2 separate regions of the Homo sapiens genome follow, and region 2 is linked to region 1. Evidence: chromatin contacts called from ENCODE Hi-C or POLR2A ChIA-PET data. All regions are on one chromosome and are shown on one strand. The core of a region is the stretch at or near the end of the contact, and the rest is flanking DNA. Distances in the headings are between cores, read along the strand shown. Region 1 has its middle 65 kb from the start of LINC01799. Region 2 has its middle 100 kb from the start of LINC02831.

Region 1 (6,483 bases), core at 921-3,420:
TCTATTCTACTGGATAAAAAAAGTGAACTTGGAGATTTAGATCAGGTCATGAAAGCGTCAGAGAAAGTACTTGGAATTAAAGAGAACATAAATCACCTCCTCAAAATATATTTTTTCTTATTTACTGGATTTCTACATGCATAATATTTGTCAAGTATTAAATCTAAATAGTCAGACATCCAATCCTAAAGAGGATGAAATATGTTCGAAAGTACACAATAATCAATGTCAGGCGACATAATAGATAATGCCCCAGTGATACTTTATAGAGTATATGAACAATTAAGGTAATTATCAATACTAACTATTTCATAGAAATGTGCTACCAAAAACAAAATTATACTAGGGTCTAAGTGATAAGAAAGCCGCAGCCATAATGGGAGTCTTTCTAAGGCCTTACCTTTTCTTTTCTTCACTACTAACTGTTTGACTAAGAGAGCTGAAAATTATACCATTTGTGTTAGAATCAAATGCAAATGGAATAATTGTCCCTTTTCTAATCAAAACACATTTGTGGATTGAAATACCACATGGGGCAATTTTCAGTTAATCATGGATGTTAATAAATATGACTCTAAGCTCATAAACAAACATTCCTTTGGCTAATATAGGAAATTATTGTTAAGCTTGATCAGACATGTAACAAAAACTGAACTTTGCAGAAAGTCAGCAAATTAACCATCTGAAAATAGAGATGAGCATCAACAGTAATAAAAGATTAGATTTAGCTAAAATGCTTAGACAAATCAGGCATTAGCATTAGGAAATATTTAAAGCTAGCTTTGCTGAAAATGGAGAATATTAAGTATTATGAGAGCATTAGCTTCTCTAATGAGAAAAAACTAGATGCTTGGCGATTAGAGATTTTAAAAACTAGAAAATCAGGTTTATCAAAATCAAAATTACCCAGAGCCTAAATTATATCAGAGCCTCTAACAATGAATGGTGTTTTCAAGTGATATAGAAATATTTGGTACTCATTCTATTTCCATTACTGAGCTTGTAAACAAATTTGAGATTCCCTCCTTTAGCCTTGCCTAAATATAAACTATATATTTATTTTGGTGACAAAATACCTGAATAGCTATAAAAGTATTACAATCATCTACAAGACCAGGGCTAGATCAGGCCTGCAGAGGCGCTAAGCACAGAAACGCTTAAGGCCCCACCTTTCCCTCCTGCTGTGCATTTAAAATAAAAACACCAGTCTTAAATCACAAAACTAATATGTGTGCTACAACTAAAACATCTTCTCTCAGATTTACTCATTTTGGAATTCTAATATGTTTCTCAAAGGTGAGCGTTTCTCTTTCACATGAGTGAGTGGGCTCGCTTCCATGTGCTTTCCGGGTACCCTAAGTGAAGTCCGCTCTTCGGCGACTCCGCACTTTGAAAAAAAAAGCCTTGAAATGAAAGCAGTATAAGTTAATATCATCATCCAGGCTTTAAGAAGAAGAATATTTTGTCGGTTTTTGTTTTGTTTGATTCTTTGCTTTGTTTTTTAGTCTGTAGGTCAATCCGTAAATATCTACATCCCAATGCAACCTCATGAAGTACAAGTGTGAGATCGTACTGTAATTTAAGCATCTAGGAAACCCAAGCTTTCATCTGAAAAATTGCAATAACAAATGCAAAGATCCAGCACTTCCTTTGGATTGTTTAGTTAATTGTCATTCTTCCCCACTTCTACTGAAAATATACACCTAAGTCTAGAAAAGAAGAAATTTTGAGTAACAAGGCAGTGTGTTCAGACTCAGGGGGCCACTTTTCATTACGTACGGGACTTTTTTATGATCTACTTTCTACTTTTCTAAAGCTCCATTCAATCAATAAACATGGCTAGTGAGAGTAATAATTGTTTCTATTTATGCGACACTAAGTACTCATCAGTCTCTTATTTATGTTGTCTTAACTTCTTAAACTCTTCCAACTATTCTGTACAGTAGGTACTATTTTTAATCCTCATTTTCTAAGTGAGAAAACTGAAGTTTAGAGAGCGTAAGAAACTTATCCTGGTTAATGGTATAGCTGGGATTTGAACCTAGAAAGACTTCAGAACTGCTGACAAGGATTAGCGAAAGCAAACGTACTTTGAGTGTTCTGAATTACTTACTTTAAAATATTCTGTGTAAGCCAAGATTGCGAAATGTCCCTATTCTAGATTGTGTAAGAAAAAATAACTACTCCTATTAAAGAATAGAATTTCTCCTTCTAGCTTTAAGTTCATAGCTTGTTGTTTCATTTTCTCCATTATCAAGGAAATAGAGTAAAAAAAGTACTTATTGTGCAGCATGCGGGTCCTTGTTTGAATCTACTTGCCCTTCTTCCTTACTGAAAACCAGACTAAACATTTCTGAATGTCTGCATTTAAAAATTTCCAACAGTAATGAATCGACTGTACTTGGGTTGCTCTAGCCGGATCCCCTCACTGTTAGCAGGTCTAACCTTCTACTGATATAATTGCATCACCACACTCATGGCCTTTCTGGTCCTTTCCTTGGATTTTCCAATATAATTAAAGTCCATGTAAAGCACTGGCTGTTCTTAAAATTGTTGTTGGAAGACTGGCAAGAAGGCAACGAACTCTCAAGGCATCATATCTTAAAGGAACCTATAAATGAAATAGGTCAAGGATGAGGCACGTAAGTGGCTGGGAAAAAAAAAAATCTCCGTTTAGTTTATACAACTTCAGCTTCCCTGTCTGTCCAGATTCCATATAAGGAATAGCAACTTTTTGAGCCAGCAGGCCTGGACATATTTCTTGGCCTTATAACTCACAGTTCTAGACATTCCAAGGTAGAGGGTCATTCAAACTGAGTTGTAATTTCTTGTGTATATTTATTTCCAAAGTATCTAATGCATAGTTTCCCAGTGAAATCATAGATGAAGGCTAGGGGAATGCTAACTGGGTTGTTTTTCAAGCGTGCCTACAAGAGGCAGTCTAAAAGAACTGCTCTGAGCTTATCAAGCAGAAGTGCCAGATGAGAGCTGGACCACCATAGCAGGAGCTCTCACACCACTTTGCAGTTCACCTGAACTCCAGCTTTGTCTGGGAGATGATATAAGAAGAGAAGAAGGAGAAAAGACATTCATGAGATTTAAGGAATAAATTCCCCTATTGTCACTAGTAGAGTGACATGCATAACACACTAACCAGGTTGATAGGGTAGTGTGATAGAGTCCAACAAGAATGTGCTGGGAGGTCAACCATCGGTATTTAGGTGTCTCTTCCAAATCCCAACCACTTATCAGCAGAGCAGTCCTGAGCACACAAATGGCAACTTAGTGCTTGGATTGCCTTGTGTGTGAAAACAAGTGGGACAGAGGAAGATGGCAGCACATTCTCTTTGCATCTGACAGTCACCAAAAATTAGAAGTCAAATTTTTCATATTTGAGTTTTTTTTTGTACTTGCAAAGTGAACAAATAGTATATTTAGTTTTACATCTTTAGGTGAAAATTAGGAAGGCAGGACAGATAATAAAATGAGCACAGTTTTTAAAAAGATCTAGAGTTGATCGTTATTAACTTTAAGATAATGAGAATAGTTTAATCAAAAGCATTTCTTAAACTTTCTTATAAATACTGAATTATCTGAGAAAAAGTTAAGTTACCCTCTAGTCATTCAACAAATATTTTTTGTTGTCTGTTAGTTCATTCATTCAGGCTTTACTGAACAGATGCACTTCTTGGTACTTGCAATATATCCATGAATAAAAGAGATGGATCCAGGCCCTCCTGGATTACATTCTCCTGGGGCTGGGGGGAGGCTCAATAAACAATAAAGATAATAAATGAGAAAGTTCTTCTACAAGCTAAAACATGTTATGTGCTAGGGAAGAAAGAGAAAATTTAGTAGGCTAAGGGAGTCAAGAGTTAGGAAGCTGGAGTTGGGGACTAAGGTAGCTTGTCTTCTTAAATAAAGCGATGAGGGGCCAGGCAGGATGGCTCATGCCTATAATCTCATCATTTTGGGAGGCTGAAGCTGGCAGCTTCCTCGAGCTCAGGAGTTCAATACCAGCCTGGGCAACATAGTGAAACCCCTTCTCTACAAAAAATACAAAAATTAGTCAGGCGTGGTAATGTGCTCCTGTGGTCCCGGTTACTCAGGAGGCTGAGGTGGGAGGATCACTTGAACCCAAGAGGTTGAGGTTGTAGTGAGTTGAGATCATACCACTGCACTCCAGCCTGAGCAACAGAGAAAGACCCTATATCAAAAAATAAAATAAAAAGTGGTGACAGTAGACCTCATTGAGAAGATGACTGACATTTCAGCTAAGATTTCTAGGAGTGAAGATGTGAGCTATGCAGATATCTGGAGAGGAGCAGTATGTGTTCAAAGAAAGGCAGATACCTCTAAGAACTGAGGCTCATTGCCCCAAGGAACATGAGAGGTCATCATAGGAATTTTCCCAGAGGAGAGTCACAACCTGTTTCTAAATTCACAAGTTGTACTAAAATCCATAAAGATTTTCTTTATGTTTATTAATGTATTTATTGTACTGCTTAGTGAACTCCCAGATAATTGGGAGTACATATATGTACTCAATATTATAGCTATGTACACATATGTACCCAATATTATAGCTACAATATATTCATATTATAGCTGTGCATTAAATATATCAATTTAACTTTACAGTTAAAATAAGTATGTATGTAAGTACAGTCTCCTATTCTAACTAATGCTCCCAAACCACCATCAGGCACTGAGTGTTGGTGTTCTAGTTGGGAGAATGGAAAAGTGTTATTCTATATAAATGTATTCACCCATTAACCATGAAGCGTAACTCAAGCATTTGTAGAATTTAATTCTACTGGCATTTATTCAGTGCTCACTTCTGTGCCAGAATATATGTTAGGCAAAATTGGGAATGAGGAGGCCCCAGTGGGGAGGAGTACAAAGCACAGAGTTTGGTCACTTAATCTTGACCAAATTCACCTTCTCATTTTCAAAATAAAAAGAGAATATCTTCTATTGCTCAAAGTTTTGGTGGGGATTAAATCAGGAAAGGCATCATCTACCTACAATAGTGTTGGTCACATATTTTGTATTCACATAACAAATACTGCTTATCTCTCCCCTGAATTAAATAAAGATGTTATTATTTTTAAATTAACTAAGATGAAGCCAAGGGGGAATATCAAGTTTGCTCCTGGAGAAGTTTCCCATCAGTGTACAATCAGCAGAAGATAATTTTTTTAAAATAGGATTTTAAAATCCCATTTTGCGGATATAAAGAGTACGTATACATAATGGAGTACTATTCAGTCATTAAAAAAAACTGAGATTCTGTCATTCGCAACAACATGGATGGAAATGGAGGTCATTATGATAAGTGAAATAAGCCAGGTATGGAGAGACAAACTTACATGTTCTCACTTATTTGTGGGAACTAAAATTTAAAACAATTGAACTCATGAAGACAGAGTAGAATGATGGTTACCAGAGACACGGAAGGTTAGTTGGGGGTCAGGGAATGCAGGGAAGTGGGGATGGTTAATGGGTACAAAAATATAGTTAGAAAGAGTGAATAAGACCTAGTGTTCAGTAGCACAATAAGGCAACTGTAGTTAACAATAATTTGTTGTGAATTTCAAAATAAAAGAATGAAACTGGAACATTCATAGCACAAAGAAAGAATAAATGCTTGAGGTGATGGATACCTCATTTACCCTGATGTGACTATTACTCATTGTGAACATCTCATTTACCTCATAAATATATACATCTACTATGTACCCCCAAATTAAAAATTTAAAAAACACAACAACAACAACAAAATAACCTGGCATTTGAAAGCTTGGTTTCAGCCACTTCATTTTTGCTGTTACATTGATAAAATTACGTAACCCACTGAAGGTTAGATACCAGTGCCTGGCATGTATGAAAAAATGCTTAGAAATGACAATTGCTATTGCTCATTGACTGCTTTGTGCCAGGAACTGCTCTAAGAACTTTATATTGTATGAACTCATTTAATAACCAAAGTCACTACAAGGGAGGACCTACTATCACCCCATTTTACAGATAAAATACTGAGACACAAAACAGTTAAGTGATTTGCCCACAATCACAATGCAGTAGTTCTAGAACCTATACTCTTAATTATTTAGTTAATAAATTACTTAATTACTTCTTTACCTTCTCTCATTCCTCTCCTTTTTCTCTTTCTTCTCCTTCCCTTCCTGTCCCTCTTCTTCCCCCATTTCTCCATCTTTTCCCTCTTATTTCCTTCCCTCTTCTCTTCTTTTTTCTTTTGGTGAAAGTTGAAATAGGGGCTGGGGTATGGTAAGTCTGGGACTGGGACGTATGGTCTGAGACGACCACTTGCAAAGTCATGAATTAAGAAAATTTTCCCTTTGACTATCTCACTCTCTTCCTCAGTTTCCGATGCTCTCATGCGTCCCCTCCCAGCATCTCCTACATTTCCTATTGGCAGGGACTTGCTTTCATCTCTGCAAACTGTTAATTATATCCATC
Region 2 (6,378 bases), core at 2,746-5,245, 830 kb before region 1:
CATTTAGTTTTTTTTTTTTTTTCCTCTTCTGGCAATAAATTTTCCTGTGACCTCTTGTTTCTTATCTACTTAAAAAGTCTTATTTATTTCAACCTCTGATGCAATTTATCTTGTGTTCGTTCTCTACCTTTGCCCGTCTTACTATTTTTTTTTTACACCATCTTGAATTTCTCTGTAATAGTAGAAGCCCTTCTTGACCTAATATACCTGGTGGAGATGCCCTTCCTTGCCTCTGACCAATCTTTCCACCATCGACTTCCTCTGCCCTCATCTCCTCCCTCTCCTGTGCCTTTGGTATTTATTACCGTACCTTCCCTATTTGCTGGTAATCACTTACCTTGCTTTTCTATTTTTTCTTCTCCCTCCCGTCCTATTGCTTTATTTCACTGTCACTCTTGCCATAATTTTATTTTTTTTTTTAGCCAACTAAAACTATTCTGACGAGATGATTTGCTGCTGCTACTACCCTAGGCCCAGTTATGACACAGAAATCAGGCCCACCCATCCCTTCCTCCCTTCTCCTTGTAGAAAACAGTCAAGTTCATTCAAGTTCCTATCTGTCGTGTAAGAAATCACCCTCCTACCATATGGGATAACTTATGGCTGCAAATAAAAATTTCCCAGTGTTTGGCTGCTCACGAGTTTTCACTTCCCCAGCACAGCTTGGGTAAGCCCCAAGATGTTAAAATTCCTAGGGAGTGCGTATTTTCATGGAAATCCACTTTCTGCTTCTAGAATATTTCTTCTACTCATAGAGACTTAACTTTTCAATAACGTTATAGAATGGCACATGTTTTCTCTTCCACCCCTACTCTGACCCCTGCTTCTCCTTCTTTTTTAAGAAAGGCAGTTTTGAGTTCTCAACTTCATTTGTTTTCTTCGGTTCATGGAATAGAGGAATTTTTCTGTATAAATAAGAGCTTTAACCTCTTTCTCACTCTAACTTATAAATAACAGCTCACATTAGAATTAAAAGGCCCATTTTATTTAAGTTGACTCTGTTTCTAGGGATTTGAGTGATTGTGAGTAGGGCTACTTTCTACACAGTTTACGAAGGTAATGCCTGGCATTGCCCCAGACACAGCCACACGTGTAAAAAGCCAGGGCTTAGGAAGCTGTGGGTGCCATCTGGGGTCATATAGATAACCTGATTTTCTTCCGGAGATGTTATGGAACTGCTTTGAAATAACAGGCACTAGATAGACTTTTGTGATTTATGAATTATCCAGATAACCTCTATGATTCATTCCTCATTCCAAATTCTTTCAGAAGATAGACAGGTCTAACCATGTACTCACTTTGACCTAGCCCATGTCTCCACAGTTTGGTAGAACTAATTTTTCCAAGGACATAGTCCACACCCATTTATTAAGTCTTGACATTATTACTGTTGACTTTTATTTAAGAGATTTTCTGAATGGTGATTTCCTATGTAGTAGTTAAAGCATCCATGGCTTGTGGAAGGGAGTCAGTGGGCCTGGGTTATACCCTCAGTTCCACTCCTGGGTCACTCTAGAGTAAATGACTTAATCCTTGGTGTCTAATTCCGTGCAAGTGAAATAACATGGCCTTGGAAAGCAATAAAAAGGAAGAGCAGGGAATGGGTCAATGCTATTAGTTAAGTAGATTTACATTTATGTTAAAAAATTTAAAACCTTGACTGGTAGATTTCCAGTTGCCACTTATTTGAAAGCTGTGCTCTAAAGTTTTCTGGGGTTTGCAGCCTATGGTCATTAGGTTGATAGCTCTTACCTGTCTTAGAGTCTTACAGAGTGTTCTAGAAGCCAGGGGCTTTTAAATTTTTTGATGACATCACTTCCATTTTTTTCTGTGTCTCAATTACAAACCTTCAAAATGATCACTGTTGTAATACAATGCTGAATGATCTATTATCCTTTAAAGGATACCTTGATGATACACAATGCTGTGACATTACTTTCAATGCTTGGATCATCTTTTAAATGGTGCCTATGTGTAGCACATTGTCAGGGATATGAGGAAATTTTCCATTTCCTTCCCCAAGAAAATCACTGAACAACTCTTCCATGTTTGTAGTAGTTCATGATTATTATTATTATCATTATTTTGCAGGAAAATATTTTATTCCACAATTAAACATAGGCTTGCTATGAATATATCCCTAGGAGAAGTACCATAGATTTAAATTTAGACCAAGGCTTAAGTGACTGGTACTGGATTCTTGAGGGCAGATTTTGGATGTGGCTGTGTGGTGGAGAAACACCCTGGTTTCCTGGAAGGTGGAAGACAGACCTAGAGAAAAGGCAATGCTAAACACAGAAAGAGGACCTTCAGGAGCTGAGAGAGCTGAAAACAGATTCTTTCACCCTTCCTAGCTGGCCTCTGCCCTTGCCAAGATGTTGTTCTGAACGTCAAGCCTTCCTTGGTGTGAAATACCCTTCTCTCTCATCCAAAACCAGAGGAACGAAGCCAGCCCTGAGGCCAGGATTAAGAAGGAAGATTGTGAGGGGACACCTTTCCCTCCAGGGATGATGGCACTGACTATGCCCACTAAACTATTGGATTCCAGTGCTAAGCAGTTACAAGAAGTTAAAAGAAATAGTGACATGGATTAACAGTCTTGGATGGGGTACTAAAAACTAAAACAATTCATTGCAAAGTTCAGTGTGAGAAGGAATGAAGTATTATGTGGGGAAGGGATTGCAAATGCAGTTTCCTATATTGATGTTCTGGTTATGTTTTATAATTTGCTCATATTAGGATGGAGCAGGGAAAGAAACCCAAACCAGATGAAACTGAGATAAACACACATAATGGAAAAAGCTCTGACCCAACCACCAGGAGATTGGATTATTAGCCTTTCTCAATCACAAGCAGTTTTGTGGGTTTGGGGGCAAGTCACTTCACCTCCCCAAGCCTTCACCTTCTCATGTGAAAAGAATTACAGCAGAGCCTAGATTGCTTATTGTAGAAAGCTGATTTGAGATAAAATATGTAAAAGCATTTTGTAAACTGGAAAGTACTATTTACATATCAGGGTTTATTATTCTTTCTTAATCCTGCCAATCCACTGTCCTGTCCACCAAAAGAACAGAAAAATGTTGGCACAGGACAATTTTCACAGTTTGGAAGGAGGAGTAAGTTGTTGCCTTTGCACCCTTCACTGCTAACATCTGTCACCCCCCAGCTCTGACAGCTGCTTCCAAGTTTCCTTTATGAAAGAAACAAAACAAGATTGGGTCGGCCCCCAATTCCTACTCTACCATGCTCTGAATCTTATTAAAAAATTAACATCTCTTTTTTTTCCACATATGCTTGGAAAGAGGCCATGAAAGAAAGCTCTTGGCCATCTTTTTATCCTATTTTTCATCTGGTTTGGGTTCCTTTCCCTCCCCTAACCTGCTATTAGCAAATCATAAAAAATAACCAGAGCATCAATATAGGAAGCTGCATTTGCAATCCCTTCCCCACGTAATGCTTCATTCCTTCTCACACTAAACTGTGCAATGAACTGTTTCATTTCTCAGTACCCAATCCAAGGAAATTTCTCATTCAGTAATATTAATAATAATATATTTTTAAACCTTGACTTAAAATTACAGTAAGTGCCAAGACGCTCTAGTTGCTATTTTGTTGAAATAATATCAGGTTTCCTGTGATGCTTTACATAGCTGTCATCTCTGTGATATAATATGCCCATGATTTATTAACCTACTAAAAGTGCTGTCATTGACTTGTCATAATAAACTTTTCTTAAAATATTAAAGCCTAGAACGTTGAGCAATAGCTCAAACCAGCACAGAGGCTCTATCTGGTTGTCGATTTGGACTTGGTGGCCTGAAGTTTGCCTTTTACATCTTGGAAAGAGAAGCCCTGCCTTGGCCCCTTCCCCTTCTTACTCTCCCTCCCTCTGGACTCTTTGTCACCAAACAGTCTGGCAGAGAGCAGGGGACGGCATGTGAGGAACTCTGAACATGAAGGATGACCTCAAGCTTCAGCCCGAGGGTCAGTTCTGTGACTCTAAAGGCTTTCTGGCCTCTGTAGAGAGGAATCTAAACACAGAGATCCTCACCCAATGTGCCTTTGTGAACAGGCATTGCATCCACTTCCTTGTGGGGAGTGGTGAGGGGAGGGAGTGTTGATACTTTTTAGAAAGAGAAAAATGTCTGACCCTGGAATCTGAGTTTATTTTTCTTGGATTTGAAAGCAGGAAGGAATTTTGAATCGGGGAGTAGGCAGACACAATGGAGACACATGGAAGACCTGCAGTCAAGGCTCTGTCTCTCTTCTGGGGACCTGTACCTCTGGCCTTGCCACGTGTGTTGGCTGATCCCCTTGACTCTGGTACTGAAGGGGGATGATCCTGGTGACCTGACCACTGTTCATTAAAATGTTCATACCCAGCCAGGCACGGTGGCTCATGCTCATAATCTCAGCACTTTGGGAGGCCGAGGCGGGTGGATCACGAGGTCAGGAGATTGAGACCATCCTGGCTGACACGGTGAAACTCCATCTCTACTAAAAATACAAAAAATTAGCCGGGTGGTGGCGGGCGCCTGTAGTCCCAGCTACTCGGGAGGCTGAGGCAGCAGAAAGGCATGAACCTGGGAGGCAGAGGTTGCAGTGAGCCTAGATTGTGCCACTGCACTCCAGCCTGGGTGAAAGAGTGAGACTCCGTCTCAAAAAAAAAAAAAAAAAAGTTCATACCCTGGTGCTCATCTCCCCAGGTTTGGCAGACTGTTCCGACAAGCTTGTGAGATTCCCCCAAAATGATTCACGTGTATTTCAATTAGAGATTTGGGAGGCCTTGCTAGCTAACTTATTTATCATGAAATTAGAGCAATGAAAAAAGGTGCAAGTCTTAGATTCATAAAATCTAGGAGTGAGGTAAAGTTGGAAGGTAAGAGAAAGAGGGAGATATTGAGAGGGGAGAGGGAAAGGTAAAGAGAATTTAAGATATGTAATACACATCTTTGTACTTCAATTACACTTTAAAGTCATTTTGTCAAGTTAGAAGCATAAATATATAAGTATATTTAAATATATGGAGAATTTTTAATGATCACAAAATGATCATGTTTGGTTCATCTGGAGATGTGAAGGCCCAATCAAGACTCCAACAAAAAATGAGCATGTCTGGAAGAAAGTATGTCCAACCCAAACTTGCCTACTGACAAGTAAAAGGTCAAGGTTTGGAGTACGAGACATGAAATGTATGTACTGTAATTTCAGAAAACTAAAAATGCACTTGAGAAATACTTCTGATTTTTTTGTTATGATTTTACATTTATAGGATGATTACAAAAGGTACAAAAATTAACTTTCCTCATTCAGCTAGCTCTTTCACAACAAATGCTTGGTGTTGTCAGTGCCAATGGATCAAAATTGTCGAGGGTAGGTTCAGTTATTTTCATCCAGATTGGGATCCTAAGAAATCAGTCACTAAACCAATATCATAGAATTGCTCAGAGAATGAGATTAAAAAAGTATTTGGGGGAGAAGGGGATTTTAAATGACTCTATAAATATAACATTTGCAGTCACTATTTCTTAAAGTATGCTAGACATGGTTACCTTACCACTAATCTAGACCTTAAGCCCTTAGAGAATAGGCATGATTGACATCCGGCAGTCAGTATGATGACTGAGTTGAGGTGATGTACTAGGCACTGGGAGGAGACTTTCATTTTTCCTTTCTGTGCAGCAAATATTTATTGAGCCTGTATTATCCTCTTGGTCCTCTGTTAAACACAACCAACATAGCAGTAAACAAATCTTAAGTGTCTTCATAGCATTTACATTCTAGCAGAAAGGACTGATAAGACATATAATTTTTTTAACCTTATATTTTTAACTGCTTATATGCTAGACTGGAATAAAATGGAAAATATTTGAAACAGCACATACAAATGGTATATAACAAAAAATGCATATGTTTGGACACTTGGAACTTCTGAAGAATGGAAATAATCCACCAGCTAGAATATTCTTTTTTTTTTTTTTGAGATGGAGTTTTGCTCTTGTCATCCAGGTGGTGCAATGGCGCAATCTTGGCTTACTGCAACCTCTGCCTCCTGGGTTCAAGCAGTTCTCCTGCCTCAGCCTCCTGAGTAGCTGAGATTACAAGGGCCCGCCACCACGCCCAGCTAATTTCTGTATTTTTAGTAGAGATGGGGTTTCACCATGCTGGCCAGGCTGGTCTCAAACTCCTGACCTCAGGTGGGTGGGCGATCACCCACCTCTGCCTCCCAAAGTGCTGGGATTACAGATGTGAGCTACTGTGCCCGGCTAGAATATTCTTAAGAGATGAAGGAGATTGAGAAGGAAAGAGGCAATGAGGCCTTGACAAGAAGAACCATAGCGGGAAGGAATAAAAATGAAGTGGTCTGTGTCCTTTTCC

The links. A loop is a pair of places that touch in the nucleus more often than their neighbours do. ChIA-PET counts read pairs that join two places held with the same protein, here RNA polymerase II (POLR2A). Pooled maps may share reads with other maps.
Region 2: a loop to region 1 is called in a map of ascending aorta, with 2.2 times the contacts of the local background. The contact joins two enhancer-like sites. A Hi-C loop is called at or near these places in 2 of 168 maps with a recorded cell type or tissue (IMR-90 and ascending aorta) and 4 of 50 pooled maps. POLR2A ChIA-PET finds 5 or more read pairs at or near these places in 1 of 52 experiments (OCI-LY7).

The regions. Positions count from the first base shown.
Region 1 is chr2:66,836,463-66,842,945 of GRCh38, reverse strand. No RefSeq gene overlaps it. Among named protein-coding and RNA genes, the nearest start is that of LINC01799, 65 kb to the left of the region's middle. Within about 2 kb of position 2,170, at least 6 of the 41 ENCODE cell types and tissues checked have a DNase peak (open chromatin) inside an H3K27ac peak, as active enhancers do; they include ascending aorta, where a contact is called at or near this core.
Region 2 is chr2:67,664,193-67,670,570 of GRCh38, reverse strand. No RefSeq gene overlaps it. Among named protein-coding and RNA genes, the nearest start is that of LINC02831, 100 kb to the right of the region's middle. Within about 2 kb of position 3,995, at least 8 of the 41 ENCODE cell types and tissues checked have a DNase peak (open chromatin) inside an H3K27ac peak, as active enhancers do; they include ascending aorta, where a contact is called at or near this core.